Regions from separate parts of the Homo sapiens genome. Here region 1 is linked to region 2. The links are chromatin contacts, found by Hi-C or POLR2A ChIA-PET in ENCODE. All regions are on one chromosome and are shown on one strand. Each heading gives the region's core, a stretch centred on a gene start or an enhancer-like site at or near the end of the contact. The rest is flanking DNA. Distances are from core to core; before and after follow the strand shown.

Region 1 (7,096 bases), core at 464-2,963, 290 kb before region 2:
AAAGAAAGAAAGAAAGAGAGAGAGAAAGAAAGAGAGAGAGAAAGAAAGGAGGAGCATCTAGAATGCATGGACATTCCTAAAACCACCTCACCTGGGAGACTCAAGCCCTGGTTGAACCATCCTACTTGGTGCCTGTACTGGAATAAGAGGAAATCAGACAGCCAGAGGATTGTTTCACTTTCAACTCAGCTACAAAACTCCTTGGCCATTCATGTTCCCTGGCAATCACACTGCAGATGTCTAGAAACTTCGCATTTCCACTTTTTTTCTTACAAAAATGTCATTCAGAATCACATTTCCACTTTCTGAGGTAACTAATCACACCCTCTCCTCTCTCTGCAAAGCTCCAACATGACTTCTTTCCCTTTTTCTTTTTCTTTCTTTGCTTTGAGACAGGGTTTCACTGTCACCGAGGCTGTTTAGTGCAGTGGCTTGATCTCTGCTCACTGCAACCTCTGCCTCCTGGGCTCAAGCCATCCTCCCACCTCAGCCTCCTGAATAACTTGGACCACAGGTGCGTGCCACCAAGCCCAGCTAATTTTTTGTAGAGACAGGGTTTCGCCATGTTGCCCAGGCTGGTCTTGAACTCCTGGGCTCAAGCAATCTACCCCCCTTGGCCTCCCAAAATGCTGGGATTACAGGTGTGAGCCACTGCGCCCAGCCTCTTTCCCTTTTTCTTCTCCTCTATTTTACCTGAATCTGCACCTGTACACACTTTCTCTGCCTCCTCTCCTACTAGAATGGAACAGCCATCTTTCTCCTCCTTTCTTTTTTATTTTTATTTTTTTATACAGATAGGGTCTCACTATGTTGCCCAGGCTGGTCTCAAACTCCTGGGATCAGGTGATCCTCCCACCTCAGCCTCCCAAAGTGCTAGAATCATAGGCATGAGCCACCATGCCCAACCTCTCTCTTCCTTTCAAAGCTTCTGGGTCCTCCTCTTCTGCTCGACTCCTCTTCCTTCTTGATTTCTCAAAGTCATCACTTCTCTACACTTCTCTACGTGCTTCCTGGTTTATTTTTTGTCTTTAGTATTCTGTAAGCTTCATAAGGGAAGGGACTTTTTTCTATTTCATTTGCTAATACATTCATGACACTTAGAACAAGACCTGGTTCAAGGTGGGCACTGGATAAATACTTGGGTGAATAATAGAGTGAATGAATGGGAAGAGGGAAACTCCACCCATTCTAGCTGGAAGGAAAAATGAGGAGGCAGGAGGAGCAGGTGTGAGCGGTAGGAGAAAAGGTATGTGCCCTGAATTTCCTGCACTGGGCAGGAGTCTCATGAGGGTAGGTGTCTTTTTGCTCACCCTGGAATCCCAGCACCCAGCCCTGCACCTGGCACATACTGTGTGCTGATTGCCCAATCTGTACCTTAGTGCCCCAGCCCCTTTCTTTGTACTAGTCTTGGGTGATCCATGTTGCCCATGGATCTGTCCCCAGCCTGCCCCTCTATCCTACTTCCCTTTCTCAGATGCTCAGGCCAGCCTGAATTGAGTCCTAATGTGGCCTCACTGCCTGGCTGCCCGTGCCCTGGCAGAGGGAGGGGACATCAGCCTCCTGTCCCTGCTCTGCCCTCCGAGGACACCCAGACTCGAGACAACTGCCTAGGGTGGCAGCCTGCCAAGGGGCCTGAGGTGGCTGTTCCCTGGCTTTGCACAGAAACTGTTGGGAATGACTCAGCCCCGAGACACTGCTTCAATAGGAGGAAGAAGTCACCACAGGCCCTCACTGGAGGTGCAGCGCAGTGTCAGAGAAGTAGATAGAGTGCCTCCCGGCCACACGCCAGCAGGGTGACTCTGGCTGACTTTCTTAGCCTCTTCGAACATCTGTTTTCTTTTCTTATTTTTCTTCCTTTCTGTAACCTCAAGAATATCTGTTTTCTCAGTAATAAAATGACTAGTTGCCATGGGGATGAGAAAATGGACCTGTTACAAAGCGCGGGGGTTGAGAGAAGGGCCATGGGGCCACCCTGTCTGGGCTTAAGTCTTTTTTTTTTTTTTTTTTGAGAAGGAATCTCGCTCCGTCACCCAGGCTGGAGTGCAGTAGCGCAGTCTTGGCTCACTGCAACCTCCGTCTCCTGGATTCAAGCAATTCTCATGCCTCAGCCTTCCGAGTAGCTGGGACTACAGGCACCCACCCCCAATGCCTGGCTAATTTTTGTATTTTTAGTAGAGATGGGATTTCACCATGTTGCCCAGGCTGGTCTCGAACTCCCGACCTCAGGTGATCCCCCCACCCTTGCCCTCTCAAAGTGCCGGGATTACAGGCGTGAGGCACCGCACCCGACCTGGGCTTAAATCTTGACTTTGTCTTTCCCTATTAGTTGGGCAAACCTCAGGCAAGTTACTTAATCTCTCTGAGCCTCAGTTTCTTCATCTATGAAACCGATATGATAATAGTACCTGACTCAGGATTGACATAAAGGTTAAAACTGTAACTGCCCAACATTTATTATTCTCAGCCCTGCCCTGAAGGATGTCACAGACACAGAAGTGATTACAATGCAGGGTCATAGGGGCTGTGTTCACACAGGGACAAATGCTGTAGGCACCATGTGGTGGGGAGAGACTCACTCAGGTTCATGGCTGATGCTGGAAATGTGTAAGGGTGTGCACTAAGAATTTTCCAGACAAAGAAGAAAGGGAAAAGCATGCTACTTTATATAGGTTTGAGCAAAAGTGAAGATAGCTAGGCTGAAGAGGCAAGCAGAGTTTGGGGAATGAGACAAGTTAAGTTTGACCACAATACAAAGTGCATGATGAGGGCCGGGTAAGGTGGCTCATGCCTGTAGTCCCAGACTTTGGGAGGCTGAGGTGGGTGGATCACCTGAGGTCAGGAGTTCGAGACCAGCCTGGCCAACATATGAAATCCCATCTCTACTAAAAATACAAAAATTAACTGGGCATGGTGGCAGGTGCCTGTAATCCCAGCTACTCAGGAGGCTGAGGCAGGAGAATTGCTTAAACCCAGGAGGCGGAAGTTGTTGTAAGTCGAGATCACACCACTGCACTCTAGCGTGGTCGACAAGAGTGAGACTCCGTCTCAAAAATAAATAAATAACAAAGTGCATGATGAGGATTTGGTGGGGTTAGGAGGCAGGCTGGAAGCATATCATGCAGAAATCCAAATGCCCCCTTAGAAAGGCCTTTGTCAGATTAGCAAGCTCACACTTGTCACTGAGCATCTGTCTCAGCCTTCTCCCAGCTGGCTGCCTGGACCACAGAGGCTGGAACGGTAAAAAAAAAAAAAAAAAAAAAAAAAAAAAAAAAAAAAAAACCACACAAAACTTGAGTTACATATATTCCTTCTGGTTTTTTTTTTTTTTTTAAAAGACTGAGTTTCACTCTTGCTCCCCAGGCTGGGGTGCAGTGGTGTGATCTCGGCTCACTGCAATCTCTGTCTCCTGGGTTCAAGTGATTCTCCTGCCTCAGCCCCCCAAGTAGCTGGGATTACAGGCATGTGCCACCATGCCTGGCTAGTTTTTTATTTTTAGTAAAGATGGGGTTTCTTCATGTTGGTCAGGCTGGTCTTGAACTCCCGACTTCAGGTGATCCGCCCCCTTGGCCTCCCAAAGTGCAGGGATTATAGGTGAGAGCAACCGCACCCAGCCTCCTTCCACAGTTTCAATCATGTGAGACTTACATTTGGAACTAAGTGGAGTCGAGGGAGACAGGTAGCAGCCCTCGGGCACTCCTTCTGCTGGTGTGGTTCCAGCAGGGATAGTAAGGCTGGGCCCACTGCACTGTGGAGCTTTCCAGATTCTGGGCTTGCAGTTAGTGTCTCACCTGAGCAGCTGAGTATGCACTGCCTGTGACAATGCCACTCCAAGTAGATCTGCCAGGGACCCTTCCCAGGAAATTATTTATAACAATTCCAGCAGAGATGGCTTCTCATCCTCCTTGAAGCTACTGGACTCTGAGCCCCTGATTCTGCCACAGCTCATCACTCTAGACCTGTCAGGCTTAACACAATTCACTTATCCAACCATTCAATCATCCATCATCCACTTAGCCAATCCAGTCTTTTTTTTTTTTTTTTTTTTTTTTTTTTTTTTTTTTTTTTTTTTTTTTTGAGACAGAGTCTAACTCTGTCAGCCAGGCTGGAGTGCAGTGGCGCTATCTTGGCTCACTGCAACCTCGACTTCCTGGGTTCAAGTGATTCTTCTGCCTCAGCCTCCTGAGTAGCTGGGATTACAGGCACGCATCACCATACCTGGCTAATTTTTATATTTCTAGTAGATATGGGGTTTCATCCTGTTGGCCAGGCTGGTCTTGAACTCCTGACCTCACTCAGATGATCCACCTGCCTCGGCCTCCCAAAGTGCTGGGATTACAGGCGTGAGCCACCACGCTCAGCCCAATCATTTGTTGACTCACTTCTTCAACACTCCCTGAGTTCTTATTCTGTGGCAGGCCCTGGGTCTGGGGCCAAGAACAGGGAGTCAAATTAGATTAGGGCTGTGAAACAAGCCACTCTCAAACCTAGAGGCTTATGACAATACCAATCATTTATTTTCTTACCATTATGCAATTTGGGCAAGGCCTGGTTGAGACAGCTCTTCTTGTGCCTCCAGCTCCATCCTTGGAGCTGGAGGACCCTTCAAAGATGGTGCACTCCAATGGCTGGCAAGTTGATGCTGGCTAGAGCTATTTATTTATTTATTTATTTATTTATTTATTTATTTATTTAAATTCCCCCAGCCAATTGGATGGTAGGGCTAGAGCTTTTTATTCCCTATTTTTTTCATTTTTAAACTTTATCTCCCTTTAGGGGTACACTGTTCCTGGAGGTACTGCAATGCTAGGTAAATGTGTGGAGTGGGTGGGGCAAGCTCCTATTCCATCTCTTAGTTCCAAAAATCTATTTAATATAGATTGTGTCCTCGAATAGAGGACATATCAGATATTAAACTGATAAGAACAGATACTACACTTGATCTTACCCAAAAGGCTGAGAATGGAGCTTTGATTCTCCTCTACATGGGCCTCCCCACAGGACTGCTTGGGCTTCCTCACAGCATGGTGGCTGAATTCCAAGAGAAGAAAACAGAAGCTGCCAGTTCTGTTTTAAAGGGTAAGCCCAGAATTGGGCACAGCTTCATTTCCACCATATTCTACTGGTTCAAAGCAAGTCATAGGCCAAGTCCAGAATTAAGGGGGTGGAGAAGTAAACCCCACCTTTCCATGAGGGACGGGATAAGGAATTTATGAGCATTTATAATCCACAAACCTAACTAGGAGTGCAGTTTCATGCTGCTTGGATTGAGGAATTGACTGGTTGGATAACTGACTGGGTTTGATTAACACAAACTAAGGATTATTTCTCATTATATCTGTTTCCACATGGTGGACCTTTTCTGGAGTAACTAACACTGCAGAAAAGTGGCCTTGTCCCACTTTCTCTCACTCACCCCTCCCAAGAAGTAGAAAAGAGAGTTTTCTTGGTGAAGTTGTTAGAAGCAACTATGTATGGGACCCAAAGTGAGGTAGGAGGCAGGTCTCAATTCTGGAGGTGGGGCTGGGACACCAGACCAAATTGAGGACTTGCTAAAACAGGGATGGGGTGGAGGCAGCTTTCCATAAGACACACCCACCAGTGTGCCATGTCAGTTTACCATTGCCATGGTAACACCTGGAAGTTACTGCCTCTTTCTGTGTTAATGACCAAACGACTCAGAAGTTACCACCTTATTTTTAGAAATTTCTGCATAATCTTCTCCTTAATTTGCATATAATTAAAAGTGGGTATAAATATGACTGCAGAACTACCTCTGAGCTGCTACTCGGGGTAGCCCTGGTGTGCAAGGAACAGTACATCTGCTGCTGCTGTGCACTGCCACTTCACTAAAAGTGTCTGTCTAACAGCACTGGCTCACCCTGGAATTATTTCCTGGACAAAGCCAAGAACCCTCCCGGGCTAAGCCCCAATTTGGGGGCTTGCCTACCCTACATCAAAAGAAGGAGAAACCTTTGGGAGCAGAGTGGGTAAGTCTGTGCAGCTCTGGGACGGGTACAGGGACTTCAAATGCATTTTCTCAACAACTCTATTGGTTACAGAAGTAACATTTTTATCTCTATCCTATGTGTCTGTTTTTCAGATGGTACTAAACTTGGTCAGGGAAAGACAGGGTGTTACATTGTATGCCCTGTAAAAACCCTTGCTCTAAATCTGTCACATACTTGGCACTCAAGAAAAACATGTTAAATGTTAACTAAAAGAATGTTGACATCAGGTGTGAGAGGTTTTCTTCTTCTTCCTTTTTTTTTTTTTGAGATGGAGTCTCGCTCTGTCGCCCAGGCTGGAGTGCAATGGTGCAATCTCGGCTCACTGCAACCTCCACATCCTGGGTTCAAGCTATTCTCCTGCTTCAGCCTGCCAAGTAGCTGGGACTACAGGCCGGCACCACCATGCCCAGCTAATTTTTGTATTTTTAGTGGAGACGGGGTTTCACCATGTTGGCCAGGGTGGTCTCGATCTCCTGACCTCGTGATCCGCCCGCTTCAGCCTCCCAAAGTGCTGGGATTACAGGAATGAGCCACCGCGCCCAGCCGGGAGATTCTTCAAGCAGTCATTATATCAACAGACACAGATGTTTCCCTTTCTTCATATGACGAAGCTCAGGGATCCAAACTTATTCGTAAAGCTAAAGAGACACCATTGGTACCCGTTGGAATAGCAGGTTTTGCAGCACTTGTTACATATGGATTATACAAATTGAAGAGCAGGGGAAATACGCAAATGTCCCTTCATCTGATCCACATGCGTGTGGCAGCCCAAGGCTTTGTTGTAGGAGCAATGACTATTGGTATGGGCTATTCCATGTATCGAGAATTCTGGGCAAAACCTAAGCCCTAGAAGAAGAGATGCTGTCTTGGTCTTGTTGGAGGAGCTTGCTTTAGTTAGACATCTCATTATTGAAGTTATGTGTTATTGTGGAAAATAAACTATTTGAGTGGGTTTAGATGGTAACACAGCATTTTGAATATTGGCTTCCTTTCTTGCAGGCTTGATTTGCCTGGTGACTTAATTACTAGTGACTAGTTTACTAACTAGGTCATTCAAGGAAATCAAGTTAGCATAAAAGAAACATGTC
Region 2 (7,274 bases), core at 2,919-5,418:
AGACCGGGAGGGACAGAAGTTTTACTCTAGGGGCAGAGGAAGAGGTGAGGATTTCTTTTGTTTTGTTTTTGAGACAGGGTGTCGCTCTGTCGCCCAGGCTGGAATGCAGTGGCATGATCACGGCTCACTGCAGCCTCAACCTCCTGGGCTCAGGTTATCCTCCTGCCTTAGTCTCCCAAGTAGCTGGGACTACAGGCCTGCACCACCTTTGTAGAGTCGGGATTTTGCTATGTTGCCCAGGCTGAAGTGGAAATATTTAGAAGAGGCCTAGTTGTCATATAGGATTCAAAACTGCTGTTGAAGAGGCCTAGTTGTCATATAGGATTCAAAACCGCTGTTACAGAGACCCAAAAATCATTGGCTTAAGTCAGATAGCCAATAGTTTATGTGAAAAACAACAGTCTAAGGCCATTCTGAACATGCAGCTTTCATCTCTGAACCCGAGGTGCTTCCTCCAGCTCCTCCCATCACATCAGCATCCCCGTCCTCAGGAGGGAGAAAACAACAGAGGGCTCATGCACCTTTTCTTGTTCATTCTGCTGAAGGAGGCTGGGAAATGCAATCTGAAGCTGGGAGGCCATGAATCCAGCTGAAACTGGATAGTTATATCTGGTTCCTTCCTTTAGGAGGAATTTCAATTAGCAGTCTCTGCCACAGGCGACAGAATTCACTTTAATTGGTGGGCCTTAATTGGGTCATAATGGGTTGGTGGGAAGCAATATAGAATAGAGTTTAGAATCCAGGCGCGGTGGCTCAGGCCTGTCACCCCAGCACTTTGGGAGGCCAAGGCGGGAGAATCTCTGAGCCCAGCAGTTCAGCATAGACAACATAGTGAGACCCCCATCTCTACAAAATAAAAATTTAAAAATTAGCCAGACATGGTGGCACACGCCTGTAGTCCCAGCTACTCAGGAGTCTAAGGTGGGGGGGATGGCTTGAGCCCAGGAGTTCAAGGTTGCAGTGAGCGAAGATTGTGCCACTGCACTCCAGCCTGGGTGACAGAGCAAAACCCTGTCTCTAAAAAAATGAATATAAAATTTTTTTAAAAAGAATATGGAGCTTAAAGCTGGAGTCTGTCCAGTCCAACCACTTTGTTTTGGAGAAGTGTTTAAGACCCAGGAAGGGGAAGTGGTTCGTAGCACTTCCTGGGCTTCTTGTAGAGCAGAGGTCAGCAAACTTTTTCTGTAAGGGTGGGATAGTTAATACTTCCAGCTTTGCAGACCTTATAGTTTCTGTCACAACGACTGAACTCTGCTGTGTTAGACAAAAGAAGCCATGGATAATACAAATGAGCATGGCTGTGTTTCAATAAAACTTTATTTATACAAACAGGTGGTGGGCCAGGTTTGATCCCTGAGCTGTAGTTTGCCAACCCTTGTTGCAGAAAATAAGTGAGATTCCTGCAAAATGGGGAGCCTGGCACATCAGCACTGAAAAAGTAGCAGCTGCAGTTACTTTTGCAGGCGCCTCTTGTCACTACCGTCCCAGGGCATACAGCAGGCAGGTGGCAACACTGGAGTCTATGTTCTACCCTCTGTGCTGTGCTGAGCACAGTGCTGGGTCTCCTCCTCACTCTCGCCCTCCTCTGACCCACCTTAGAGCTTGCACTGTGGGACGACCTTTGCATTAGCACCTGTTTATGCCAAGTGCTACATGGGTTGGGGAGTGTTATGGTGGGGGCAGGAATAGGGGAGATAATCCTGCCCTCAGGGTGCTGTGCTGTCTAGATGAACACCTAGGAATTTTTTTTTTTTTTTTGAGACGGAGTCTCGCTGTGTCACGCAGGCTGGACTGCAGTGGCACAATCTCGGCTCACTGCAACCTCTGCCTCCTGGTTTCAAGCAGTTCTCCTGCATCAGCCTCCTGAGTAGCTAGGACTACAGGCATGTGCCACCACACCCGGCTATTTTTTTTTTTTTTTTTTGAGATGGAGTCTCACACTGTTGCCCAGGCTGGAGTGCAGTGGCGCAATCTCAGCTCACTGCAACCTCTGCCGCCCAGGTTCAAGCAATTCTCCTGCCTCAGCCTCTCGAGTAACTGGGATTACAGGTGCCCACCACCATGCCGGGCTAATTTTTGTATTTTCAGTAGAGACAGGGCTTCACTATGTTGGCCAGGCTGGTCTTGAACTCCTGACCTTGTGATCCACCCACCTCAGCCTCCCAAAGTGTCGGGATTACAGGTGTGAGCCACTGTGCCTGGCCTTTTCTTTTTTTTTTTTTTTTCGCGACAGTTTTGCTCTTCTTACCCAGGCTAGAGTGCGGTGGCATGGGCTTGGCTCACCACAACCTCCACCTGCTGGGTTCAAGCGATTCTCCTGCTTCAGCCTCCTGAGTGCTCGCGCCACCCTGCCCGGCTAATTTGTGTATTTTTAGTGGAGACAGGGTTTCACTATGTTGGCCAGGCTGGCCTCAAACTCATGACCTCGTGATCCTCCCACCTTGGCCTCCCAAAGTGTTGGGATTACAGGCGTGAGCCACCACGCCCGGCCTATAGGAATTTTAAAAACTATCTCAGGCTGAGAAATACCAGGCCAGGTTGGAGATGAGAGCCATCAGAGCAGCAGGTCCCTTGGCGCCCCTGAGCTCTCCCTTCTCTTCCCCCCAGGCTATGACTTTGCAGCCGTCCTGGAGTGGTTCGCGGAGCGTGTGGACCGCATCATCCTGCTCTTCGACGCCCACAAGCTGGACATCTCCGATGAGTTCTCGGAAGTGATCAAGGCTCTGAAGAACCATGAGGACAAGATCCGCGTGGTGCTGAACAAGGCAGACCAGATCGAGACGCAGCAGCTGATGCGGGTGTACGGGGCCCTCATGTGGTCCCTGGGCAAGATCATCAACACCCCCGAGGTGGTCAGGGTCTACATCGGCTCCTTCTGGTCCCACCCGCTCCTCATCCCCGACAACCGCAAGCTCTTTGAGGCCGAGGAGCAGGACCTCTTCAAGGACATCCAGTCACTGCCCCGAAACGCCGCCCTCAGGAAGCTCAATGACCTGATCAAGCGGGCACGGCTGGCCAAGGTAGACCCTGGGGTGAGGGGAGCAGCCTATTGCCAGGCAGGGCCATGGGGCTCTGAGACTGGCACTCAGGGCCCCAGGATTGCCCGAGACCCTTCCCAGCTCACTTCACAGGCAGACCTGCACTGCGCTGTTTCCCTCTATAGAAACCAGTCTTTGGTCAGCACCCGCGTGCAGCCTGCTCTTAACTAAGATTCTCTACCCGGCCTCCCTCTAAACCTGTTCTGTTTGTGGTTTATACCCCATCTACTTTCAGGAAGGGTTTGACTGTGCTTACAACACAGAAACAGCACACAGGAAGTTACCGCTGAAGCAAAGGAGGCAGCCTCAGAAATGGAGTGTTGGGGGATAGAGCTCTAAGGCTTGTTGGCTTCCCTCTAGGGTTTTTTGTTTTTGTTTTTGTTTTTGAAGCGGAGACTCGCTCTGTTGCCCAAGCTGGAGTGCAGTGGCATGATCTCGGCTCATAGCAACCTCCACCTCCCAGGTTCAAATGATTCTCCTACCTCAGCCTCCCGAGTAGCTGGGATCACAGGCACGCACCACTATGCCCAGCTGATTTTTGTATTTTTATTAGAGACAGGGTTTCACCATGTTGGCCAGGCTGGTCTCAAACTCCTGATCTCAGGTGATCTGCCCACCTCAGCCTCCCAGAGTGCTGGGATTACCCCTCTGGGGTTTACTGAGCCTGAAGTGCACTCAGCACAGTGCTGGATGCCGGGTACTGGCGGGGAGTGACACACAGCCCCTGTCCACTCCTCAGCCTTCATGGGGAAAGCAGAGCACGCAAACAAAAAATAAACATCAGTTATTTGTGTCGTCTCGGAGCGAGCACAGGCTGCTGCGGGAGCTGGCGCTAGGGGCTGTCCCAGTGGAGTAGAAGGGCTGGGGGGGCCTGGCAGGAGCTGAAGCTTAAGCTGTGACAGGAAGCAGCTCGTGAGGAGACAGGGTGCCAGCCTGCAGCCCGGGGAGCACTGTGCATGGAAGCCAAGGTCACGCTGAGGCAGTGTCAGTTCAGCAGGCCTTGCAGACCATCCTTAGGTCTCCTGGCAGCCCAGGCCTGGTGGCACCTATCAGCAGCCTCTGAATGGCCAAAGGGTTTGGAATCTCAGTGGCTGACCAAGTACTTGAGTGAGAGCCGGTGTGGGTGGGGCCAGGAAACAAAGGTTAATGCCACCAGCGGGCCCTTCCAACACAGAATGACAGAACACATGCCCTTGGCGTGTCTGACTTTGGATAGCACCCTATCGTGAGCCAGCCTAGACGAGTCACCATGAGTGACAGTCCCGGCTGTGGTTGGGGTTGACCCCGTGGACAGGAGTGTTTGACACAGATTGTCTGAACAGCTGAGAAGTGACCAAGCCCACATTTGTATCAGCAGGGCACCTAGCTATTCTTTCAGGCTCTTAGCACAGGGCTCGGTTGTTTCAGAAATAGGCTCCAGCCAGGCATGGTGGCTCATCCTGTAATTCCAGCACTTTGGGAGGCCAAGGTGGGTGGGCGCATCACCTGAGGTCAGGAGTTCGAGACCAGCCTGGCCAACATGGCAAAACCCCATCTCTACTAAAAAAAATACAAAAATTAGCCGGGCGTGGTGGTGCGTGCCTGTAATCCCAGCTACTTGGGAGGCTGAGACAGGAGAATCACTTGAACCCAGGAGGGAGAGGTTGCAGTGAGCTGAGATCACACCACTGCACTCCATCCCAGGTGGCAGAGCAAGACTCTGTCTCAAAAAAAAAGAAAAGAAATAGGCTCTGGCCAGGCATGGTGGCTCACGCCTGTAATCCCAGCACTTTGGGAGGCCAAAGCAGGAGGATCCCTTAAGGCCAGGAGTTAGAGACCAGCCTGAGCAACCTAGTGAGACCCTGTCTCTATTTAATTTAAAAAAAAAAAAAAAAAAAAAGGCCCTTGCCGTAGCTCCTATCTCCAGGCCAGCCAGGCCGGAGCGTGGCTGGGGAACTGTCCTGCCTGCCAAGCCAGGCCCTTTGGTGATACGTCCCCAGTTCTTCAACAGAGCAGGGTGCTTGCCCCCACCTCATGGCATGCAGGGGGTACCAGGGTAGACATCATGTGGGCATGAAGGCTTCAGTGACAGATGTGCCTGTGGCCAGGGTCACAGTCCCCTGATCTCCAGAATATAACTGAGGACTGAGGATGGGCACTTCCTGGGGAGCCCATGTCCCTGCCTGCTCAGAGGCATGGAGACTGCAGGCGTTGAGCACAGTGGCCCTCGTACCCACTCTGTCTGGAGGCCAGTCAGAGGGCATGTGGGTGCTACCTGGTCTGAGCAGTGAGAACTGACCCTTCATCCTTTGCCACCACTGTCCTCCCATTGTGCCCCAAGTACCCTGGGCCCCACCTCACCCTGTAGATGAGGAATTCTCATTCTGGCCTGAACCTCCGTGAGCTGTGTGCACGGGCGTGGGTCAGATGCCGGCTCTGGAGGACAGAGGGCTGCGTGTTTTTCTTATTTTTAATTTTATTATTTTATTTTTTGATTTTTTTGGAGATGGAGTTTCACTCTGTTACCTAGGCTGGAGTGCAGTGGCGCAATCTCGGCTCACTGCAACCTCCGCTTCCCAGGCTCAAGCCATTCTCCTGCCTCAGCCTCCTGAGTAGCTGGGATTGCAGGCGCCCGTCACCACACCCAGCTAATTTTTATATTTTAGTAGAGACGGGGTTTCACCATGTTGATCAGGCTGGTCTCGAACTCCTGACTTTAGGTGATCCGCCTGCCTCGGCCTCCCAAAATGCTGGGATTACAGGCGTGAGCCACCGCGCCCGGCTGGCTGGATGTTTTTCTAGATCTCTCCCTTCTGGAGCCTCCCTGTGAGTGGAGCCAGCTTTGAGAGAGGAACCCATACAAAAACCCAGGTGACTGACCCTGGCCTCAAAGGACAAAGGACGTCCTGAGCTGAGGGGTGTGGGTGTGGCCCTAGCTGAGTTTCTCTCCTTGCAGGGCAGAGAGAGCTCCCTTGCTCAGCCACCTTTGAGGACAGACAGGACAAGGGGCAGGCATGAGCCCCTGCCTGGTCGTCTGTGAGACCATGTGTGACTGCCAGGCCCCAGGCACACTGAGTCACCGCGCCTGGAAAACCCTGTGGCCTCCAGTGTTGCCTCACACCTGCCACTTCCTTTTCCTGGAGTGAGTGGTGCTCTCTGTGATGACTCCCACCGGCCTGGGATCTGCCTGCCACAGTGTCCCTGGGGAGACTCTAGATCCAGACCCACATGGCACGGGGCTGCCTCCCTCAGGCAGTTCTCAGCCAGGCCCCCACCCAGGGCACAGGCTCAGGCTGAGCGGGGTGGTGGATGGGCTGGAGCCGGGGAGAAGGGCAGCAAGGCTGGCTGGCCGCAGCCCTCTGTGGCTGGACACGACTTGGCAAGGCCGAGGGATCTGAGGGCTGGGCTACTCTCGAGGGCTGCCAGGTTCCCAGCTTGCTGCAGGGAAATGAAGGGGGTGCCGCCCTGAACAGGCACATGCCTAAGCAAGGTATTGATGCTTGGATAAAGCTGGCAACCACCAGGAGAAGCCTTTTTGGGATTTTTCAAATCCTTCGTCATCCGAGCTGTGATGATGGAGTGGAGCGTGGCACGGGCCCATTGGAGTTCTGTGGGCTCCATCGGCACTCAGCAGGGATTTGGACGTGCAGGCTGGTGGGCCCTGCAGGAAGCCTGCTCCCTGCTCTGCTGCGTGGGAGGGGGCAGCTCGGGGGAAGGGGGCTTGCAGAGAAACAGAAGAACATGGGCTGTGGGGCACCTTCAGCAGCCCGGGGTTCCAATCCCAGCTCCTCCATGTGGGAGCCAAGCACCCCAGGCAGCCTTTCCCAGCCTTGCTTAGGGCCGGGTTGGGAGAATCCCACCCCGCAGGGCTGTGGTGAGGGTTGAACGGAGGGTGTGTGGTGAGGGTTGAGCGGAGGGTGTGTGATGCGTGGTGAGGGTTGAGCGGAGGGTGTGTGATGCGTGGTGAGGGTTGAGCGGAGGGTGTGTGATGCGTGGTGAGGGTTGAGCGGAGGGTGTGTGATGCGTGGTGAGGGTTGAGCGGAGGGTGTGTGATGCGTGGTGAGGGTTGAACAGAGGGTGTGTGATGTGCCCAGTGGTACACGACAAATTGCCTTCTTTGGGTTGACAGACTGGGTTTTACTCTTCCTGAATCATCACAATGATCCGTGCAAGGCCAAGGCTGTTGTCTTCTGTTTCAAGTGCGTTTTCCTGTCCTGTCCTCTGTCCTGTGGCAGTGGACAGCTGTGGCTCTTGCCA

The links. A loop is a pair of places that touch in the nucleus more often than their neighbours do. ChIA-PET counts read pairs that join two places held with the same protein, here RNA polymerase II (POLR2A). Pooled maps may share reads with other maps.
Region 1: a loop to region 2 is called in a pooled map, with 2.1 times the contacts of the local background. The contact joins two enhancer-like sites. A Hi-C loop is called at or near these places in 1 of 50 pooled maps. POLR2A ChIA-PET finds 5 or more read pairs at or near these places in 4 of 52 experiments (B cell, K562, Panc1 and 1 more).

The regions. Positions count from the first base shown.
Region 1 is chr11:65,145,453-65,152,548 of GRCh38, reverse strand. It overlaps the pseudogene HIGD1AP10 and the pseudogene RNU2-23P. Among named protein-coding and RNA genes, the nearest start is that of SYVN1, 14 kb to the right of the region's middle. RefSeq lists an enhancer at 1,744-1,793. Within about 2 kb of position 1,713, at least 31 of the 41 ENCODE cell types and tissues checked have a DNase peak (open chromatin) inside an H3K27ac peak, as active enhancers do.
Region 2 is chr11:64,855,670-64,862,943 of GRCh38, reverse strand. It overlaps EHD1 (EH domain containing 1), which reads left to right. Exons shown (of 5, transcript NM_006795.4): 3 at 2,608-3,020. Among named protein-coding and RNA genes, the nearest start is that of CDC42BPG, 15 kb to the right of the region's middle. RefSeq lists enhancers at 1,406-1,535, 1,666-1,715, 3,928-3,997, 7,168-7,274. Within about 2 kb of position 4,168, at least 20 of the 41 ENCODE cell types and tissues checked have a DNase peak (open chromatin) inside an H3K27ac peak, as active enhancers do.